Linked DNA regions of Homo sapiens: region 2 is linked to region 1. Evidence: chromatin contacts called from ENCODE Hi-C or POLR2A ChIA-PET data. All regions are on one chromosome and are shown on one strand. Each heading gives the region's core, a stretch centred on a gene start or an enhancer-like site at or near the end of the contact. The rest is flanking DNA. Distances are from core to core; before and after follow the strand shown.

What was found. Hi-C counts contacts between places; a loop is a spot of excess contacts on that map. ChIA-PET counts read pairs that join two places held with the same protein, here RNA polymerase II (POLR2A). Pooled maps may share reads with other maps.
Region 2: a loop to region 1 is called in a map of OCI-LY7, with 2.1 times the contacts of the local background. The contact joins two enhancer-like sites. A Hi-C loop is called at or near these places in 1 of 168 maps with a recorded cell type or tissue (OCI-LY7), 1 of 37 single-sample maps with no recorded cell type and 6 of 50 pooled maps. POLR2A ChIA-PET finds 5 or more read pairs at or near these places in 4 of 52 experiments (OCI-LY7, activated B cell, common myeloid progenitor, CD34-positive and 1 more).

The regions. Positions count from the first base shown.
Region 1 is chr1:107,934,742-107,938,702 of GRCh38, forward strand. All of the region lies in intron 1 of VAV3 (vav guanine nucleotide exchange factor 3), which reads right to left. Among named protein-coding and RNA genes, the nearest start is that of VAV3-AS1, 28 kb to the right of the region's middle. RefSeq lists an enhancer at 1,535-2,071. Within about 2 kb of position 1,835, at least 15 of the 41 ENCODE cell types and tissues checked have a DNase peak (open chromatin) inside an H3K27ac peak, as active enhancers do; they include OCI-LY7, where a contact is called at or near this core.
Region 2 is chr1:107,803,063-107,807,023 of GRCh38, forward strand. The region is part of intron 2 of VAV3 (vav guanine nucleotide exchange factor 3); the gene reads right to left. Among named protein-coding and RNA genes, the nearest start is that of MIR7852, 92 kb to the right of the region's middle. Within about 2 kb of position 1,834, at least 3 of the 41 ENCODE cell types and tissues checked have a DNase peak (open chromatin) inside an H3K27ac peak, as active enhancers do; they include OCI-LY7, where a contact is called at or near this core.

The sequences.
Region 1 (3,961 bases), core at 585-3,084:
ATTTAGCATTTTCAAATATCACATTCAGAAAATTTCAGACTGAACACACACTCTGGGGAATTTTGTGAATCACTGTGTTGTTATTAAGAGAAAAGCACATGCTAAACAAAATATAGCGGCACAGCGAGGCAAATGAGAGGAGACGTGCTACAAGAAACAAATTCTTGCACGACCAGGCTATCTGCAGCTTTGAGGAGAAGAGTTGGTAGTACATGAACCCATCACACACTAGTAACAATAGCCTCTAATTTCCCTCTATCACTTTTCTTCATAAAATATATTCACCTCCCACAGATTACGCGAACTGATGGGGCAAGTTTCCGGTTGGCAAACATTCATATCAGCCAATTTGCCAATGAGAACAATTGGCAGTGTTCTACTTTCAACATAAATTCCTAAGGTCTTCTCCATTTGGGGGCAATTACAGCTGTAAGATTACAGTTTCCTACAGTTCTCCAAAGCAAAGCAGTTGCTTCTAATTATTCCTTCATTTTAAAGCAATTAAGCCAAATGTTATTTGATTTCATTCAAGTGAATAAATATTGAGTTCTTCCTAAGATAAACCTCTAGAAAGCCAGAGTTTACACTGCCAGTCAGCAAATAAAATTCACAGTGATAAGGTATATCAAAGAAGTAAATATATAATTCTCCAGGAAGAAAGGAGCAGCAGCACCTACTGCACAGAGACCACAGGGTCTACTCTCTCCTACAGTGTTACGAGCACTGAAATGTTCAGTGGTTGGAGAAAATGAAAAGCCAGGTCTGACAAATACACAAATTTGGTCCTCAGTCCCTAAAATTAGAAATAAGTTTCCCCATCAGAATGAGGATGAACATTTCATTCACTCACTTACTCATTGCAGTTACAGAAATGAGTAAGAAACCATCCGTGACCTGAATAAGTTCACAGCAAGGTAGGCAGAGGCAAAGGGACAATAGGGTGCAGTGGTGTGCACCATGACAAAGGGGAAGTGCTAGGGAGGCACACAGGAGAGGCACCAAAAACAGACAGGCCAACCAAGGCCATTACCTATGCTGTATTTTGCAGAGAAATAGGAGTTAACCAGCAAAGGGAAAGGTGTTCCTATTACAATGACAAGGAGATGAAAGAAACCATGGTATATCAGGTGATGGTCTAATGGAAGGGAGATAAGGCTCTGAACTACACCGATGACAGAGGCACACAGACATCAAAGAGGTGAAAATACCCCATCAGTTGAAGAATTTTGCTTTTCAGTGTGTGAGAGATGAGGACACATTTATGCCCCTTTTGGAAACTTTACTGAAATTTTATGATTTGGGGAGAAAAGTAAACGTAGGACATTATTACAGTTCCTAGATTTGATGAACTAATAATTTTTAAAATGTGAATTGAGAAGGGAGAGGAGGGGCTCAAAAATATGAATTGATAGATAAAACATCCTGAAAATACACCCACAATTTTTTTTAGTACTTGGAAAATAAATCTGAAAATAATTTGAATAATCAACAATGACTTAATGCAACATGTAACACTTTTGAATAGTGGAAAACCTCTTACAAATTTGAGGAAAGTGCATTTAGCCAATGAAAAATTCTATATTTAATATATAAATTAGTTGTGCATAGTGTTAGAATTACAATATAACTAGATTAGAACCAAAAAGGTAAATCAGATTCTGGGTCTGATTTTTAGATTATAAACAAGAAATCTAAAATCAAACACTAACAGATTTGTCTTACCGAGTTTTTAAAGATATGACAATCTAGAGAAACAACAGTGACAGTAGACAAAAATTACTGCTGCCCTTTTATTAGCCTTAGTCGGCAACTTCTGTTTTTAATTGTTTTCATTCATTTGCTTAATTGAAACCAAAGCTGGCCAAGTGACTCAAGAATGAGTCACAGCTCCCCTCCTGGAGTAGCCACAAGCCTGACTGTGGCATACTGCATGCACTAAGCCTGAATTTCAAGTTGGAGAAGAATGCATGACAAAATGCCAAGGGCTGCTGACATTGCCAAAGAAGTTGTCAGGACCATAAGGATGTCCTGAGAGTAGAATTCCCTGCACTTCCTTTCCTGGTTGGAATTTATGCACTTATGCCTCATCGCAAACCACAGAAAAGATACACCTGTGTCACGCTGCTCCTTCCCCGACCGATCTTGTGATTTGATACACATCATTCCTTAAAAGGAAGGGACATCTGAGAGGGCACCCCTTTTACTTACTTCTCAATGCTGCCGGTCAGATTTCCAAAGACTACGGGAAATGGGAGGGCCAATGTGACTACTGAGATTGCCACACCTTACACACAGTCAGGCAAAGGATGCCTAGCAAGAGTGACAGTCTAAACATAACACCCTCCACCGCCACCCCAAAAAAACAGCTCCATCATTCACACCATAATCCTGTTTTAACAAATAATGCACATGTGACACAAAACCACAATATTTGGCGATCTGAAAAACATACCAAGAAATAATGTGTGATTATTTAAATTCAAAACACCACCATGACTATTGAGATGTTACTTCTTATAGAGGCAAGGATGAAACCCACGCATGACTAATTGGTCCCTTCCATGCTGACTGTGGAATCCTCCAGCCTTTGCACAATGAATGTGGCTAGTGACTGCAGCAGCTGTAACATCAGCACAAAAGGTTTTCTTCAAACCAAACTTCCATCTCTGCCTGCCAAATACCAGTATGTCATTTCCTTCCTGCTGGACTCCATGGTTTCTGGAGGACAAGAACCATGTAATTCTTAAACTTACACCATTGGTATCCTCTACTATTTGAGATAAGTACAAAACATTCAATGAATGTGTGATGAATGCAAAATGAGCAGGGAATACCTATAACTGCTTCTTGGCTGTTTATGCCCTCACTATCATGTTGACACAATGCTAAAGAAAGTATGCATAATTATCCTAATTACAGTCATTACAGCCAAAAAGCCCTTAAAGTTAATCACAAGGTTTCTAGTGGCACCCTTAAAATAAAATTATAAATTAAAATTCATAAAATTCTAAGACTCTGGTTAAGGCTTGTAGTCCCAATTATTAACACAATATAATGACTGCATTAATATCTATACACTATAGGTAGGCCCCAATTTAAGAAAAATTTTAGAATGTAGTACACTAACATGTCTAGTCCTTAGAATTTAGAATACATTTTTCCAAATAAATAAGGCTCTTGTGATCAAGTTCATAGGCCAGCAACCCTCAACTCAAAAAAGCTGAAAATAGAAAAATGAAATCATTTTATCTTTGCCTCCTTGCTTTGAAGCATCATAAAATGCACTCTGTCACACAGAGCATGTCTGCAGTCTTCTCAACATGCCTGGCATGGAATCAAGCCTAACCTTCTTGGGGAGCCAGGGAGGATGGACTCAGGGCTATAGGTATTCTTGACCCTTCATATATAAACAGGTGGTGGGAAGGGTAAGAATGAAAATGGGAAACAATTACCCTACAGAAGAGGAGGCGATCCCCGAGCCAGAAAACAGGCTAACCAACTTCGAGAAATGTCCCCACCTTCTATCCTTCAGGCACTAAGGTCAAGGGCCAGCCCTAAACTCAAGGAAAGCTGAGGAGGAAGGAGCCGCCAGATGGGACCAAGAAGGCGAGAGGCAGGAGTGTCTTAGGGATCTAGATTCTCAAGGGAGGAAACTATCAGGACCACAGGGGTGGGTTTTTTGGGGGGCTAGGGAATAGGGATAAATTCCCAAAGACTGAAATATCTGTTCCCTGTAGAAACAGGTCTGTAGATAAGAAAGGGGCAGAAATGGAAGAGGAAGCAGGCATGGAGGGAAGAGCTTGCAGCCTAGGGACATAATTAGGATGTCAGAACAATCCAGAAGTGCCCAGTGGATGACTTGGTTGTCCTTTCTCTCCATGTTTCCTGTTTTGGTAAACCCAAAGGGTTTATGTGATATTATCTCATGACACTAAACCCATGAAGTACTCAAATATTCTCA
Region 2 (3,961 bases), core at 584-3,083, 130 kb before region 1:
TCTTGTCAGGTTGTATGTGTCCAGGCATTTATCTGTTTCTTCTAGTTTTCCCAATTTGTTGGCCTATACTTATAATAGTTTCTAATGATTCTTTTTATTTCTGTGGTCTCAGTTGTTATGTCGCCTTTCTTGTTTCTGATTGTATTCATTTGGGCCTTCTCTCTTTTTTGGTAGTCTATTTAAAGGTTTGTCAATATTGTTTATCTTTTCAGAAAACCAACTTTTCATTTTTAAGGCTGGGTTTAGTTTGTTCTTGCTTTTCTAGTTCCTTGAGGTGCATTAGTTCATTTGAAGTCTTTATATTTTTTGATGTAGGTATTTACTGCTATAAACTTCCCTCTCAGTACTGCTGTTGCTGTATCCCACAGATTTTGGTATGTCATATTTCCACTTTAATTTGTCTCATGAATTTTAAAAATTTCTTTCTTAATTTATTCATTGACCCTTTGGTCATTTAGGAGCATGTTGTTTAATTTCCATGTGTTTGTCTCATTTCAGAGAGGTTCTTCTTGTGATTGATTTCTAGTTTTATTTCATTGTGGTAAAAAAATACATGTGATATATTGCTCTTTTAAATTTGCTGAGACTTGTTTCCTGGCCTAAGATACGGTGCATTTTGGATGAACTTCCATATGCTAATGAAAATAATGTGTATTCTACAACAGCTGGGTGACACATTCTGTAAAAGTCATTTAGGTCTATTTGGTCTAGTGTAGTAGTTTAACTCTGCTGTTTCTTTGTTGATTTTTTTATCTAGATGATTAATCCATTATTGAGAGTGGAGTGTTAAAGTCCATGACTGTTACTTTATTGCAATCTATCTCTCCCTTCAGATTTACTAATGTTGCTTTTGTGTGCTTTAGTGTTGGATGCATATTTATAATTGTTATATTTTCCTGCTGAATTGACCCCTTATATTATTAATATAGTCACCTTCTCTATTAGGCAGAGTCTAAAGTCTTTGACTAATAATCTGTTTATCTAAGTATAATTATTCCCCCCATTTTTTGGTTTTTACTTGCATAGAATATATTTTTCTATCCCATTACTTTCAGCCTACATGTGTCTTCATAGGTGAGGTGGGTTTCTTCTAGGAAGCATATAGTTAGGTCTTGTTTCTTTATGTATTCATCCAGCCTATGTCTTTTAATTGGAGAACTGCATCTGTTTATACTCAGTGCTATTACTGATGGGTAAGGACTTACTGGTGTCATTTTGTTGCTTGTTTTCTGGTTGCTTTGTAACTCCGTTCTTCCTTTTTTACTGTCTTCCTTTGTGGTTAAGTGACTTCCTCTGGTAACATGTTTTAATTCATTGCTTTTTCTAATTTTAGCATATCTATTATAGGTTTTAACATGTAGGTTACCATGAGGCTTACAAAAAAATCTTGTAGACATAACAAGTCATTTTACAGAGATGACAACTTATCACAGATCACCCCAAAAAAGAAACAAGAGAGAACTTTAATCTTTATTTTAACTCCATTCTCTCCACATTTTTGTTTTCTCAATTTACACATTTTTGTATTGACTATCTCAACAGGTTTCTGTAGCTATTATTCTTTTTGATACTTTGTGCTTTAGGATTCATACTAAAGTTATGAGTGTATTGTACATCATAATTGCAGTATTAAAGTATTCTGGGGCTGTATCCGAACTTCAGTTTTACCAGTGGGTTTTATACTTTCAAATATTTTTGGTTTTTTTTGTTTGTTTGTTTTGCACATTAATCTTTTCTTTCAGAATGAAAAACTCTCTTTAGCATTTCTTGTAAGACAAGTCTGGTGGTGGTGAATTCTCTAAACTTTTGTCTGTCTGGCAAAGATTATCTCTCTTTCATATGTGAAGGATAGCGTTGTTGAAACAATACTCTTGGATGGCAGCAGGGGTGGGGTGGGGGTTGGGTTTTTTTTTTGATTCCCCTGGCAGCACTTTGAAAATGTATGTTTTCTGTTGAGAAGTCTGTTGCCAGACCAACTGGAGTTCCTTTATATGTTATTTGCTTCTTTTCTCTTTCTGCTTTTAAAATCCTTTCTTTGTCCTTGACCTTTGAGAGTTTATTATGCTTCTTGGTAAAGCCTTATTGGGGTTGAATCTGTTTGCTGTTTCTCTGACCTTTCTGTGCCTAAATTTACCTCTTTCTCAAGTTTTGAAAAGTTGTCTACTGTTTCTTTGAATAATCTTTCTACTCCTCGCTCTTCTTCAACTCCCTCTCAAACACCAATAATTCTTATATTTCATCTTCTGAGCTAATATTCTATATCTCATACGTGACCTGTCATTCCTTTCCATTCTTTCTTTTTTCTCCTCTGTGTAATTTCAAATAGCCCATCTTCAAGCTCACTGATCCTTTCCTCTGCCTGAGCAATTGTGCTGTTGAGTCTCTCTCTGATAAATTTTGCAGCTCAGCAAATGTATTTCTCAGTTCCAAATTTGTTTGATCTTTTAAAATCATTTCAATCTCTTTGTTAAATTTCTCTGGTAAATTTATGAATTGCTTTTCTGTGTTATCTTGGAGATGACTGAGTTTCCTTAAAATTGCTATTTTGAATTCTTGTTCAGAGAGCTCACATATTGCTGTTTCATTAGGTTTGGTCACTGGTTCCCTTCTTTGTCCATTTGGGGAGGTCATGGTTCCCTGTTTACTATTGTTTCTTGTGGATGCATCTCCGTGTCTTTATTCCAGTCTTCTCTGTCTGGCTTGTTTTGTTTTTTGTTGGGTATGTTTGCTTATAGATTCTTTGTAATTTACCTGTTACATTCTTTTTTCTTTGCTAGGTTGTGGCCTCCTTTCCAGCATTAGATGGAACCTTAAACCCAGGTTTTCCTTGGCTCAAGCAAACAATTAGTGTGCTACTAGTCCCAAATGAGGGAGGTCTCAAAAGGGATACTAGCAGTGTGGGGAGGCTGGCTCAGGGTTTGTGCCCAGGATATCTGTGGAATGTACCACCTATAGCATGGTACTGAAAAGCCACTGACTTGGCATCTCCTTTGGCCAAGTTACAAAGCAGAGTTTCCAGGGCTACAGATGGTAGCCCTGCCTCTGCCTTTTGTCTCCAGTTGTCCTCAGGGATATTTCTCCCTTCAGGCCCTTGTGCTGCTTCCTATGGGTTTAGGCAGGGCAGGTCTCCTGTGAGGGAACACAAGACAATGGGGAAGATGGCTGTCCACCTCAATCTCACTTTTTCCAGTGTTAGAAACCATGAGTTGTGGAACATTTTCCATGTGCTTGCTGCTGGGCTGACTGGGGGAAAAGGCATCACAGATATGGAAGTTATAGTCTACCATCTGCTTGGAGTGTCTTTACTTCTCTGTGGCCCCAGGAACTCACTCATCCTCATACTGAGTTCTGGGATATTGTTAGTCTTGCTGCTGTACATTTGATTTTGGTTTTCTGTGGGGGCCATTGAAGCCAGCTTGCTTCTATGCCACCATTTTGAAATTTAAGTCTCCAATAATGGCTTTTACTATCTTCAACCCTTGAGGGTAAGAACATACGTTGGAATATTTGGTACAATTTTTCTTGCTGTGAAAATACCAATATTTTTATTGTAAATCCTCTATAATAAAGCACAGTGAACAATCCTAACCACCAGTTTTCTTCAAATGAGGTGTTGCTCAGTCCAACATTGTAGACCAAACCTAACATAACCACAAATGTTATAATGTACAGTGCATTTTATTTTCTAGGCTCATCACCCAAAAAAAAGAACTACAATCATTCCTCAGAATGCATGGAGGATTTGTTCCAGTACCTCCCTCAGATAACAAAATCTACAGATTCTCAAGTCCCTGATATAAAATGACATAATATTTGTATATAAGCAAGCACATACTCCCATATACTTTAAATCATCTCTAGATCCCTTATAATACCTAATACAATGTAAATGTAAATACTATGTAAATAGTTGTTATACTGAATTGTTTATGGATTAATGACAAGGAAAAAGGATGTACGT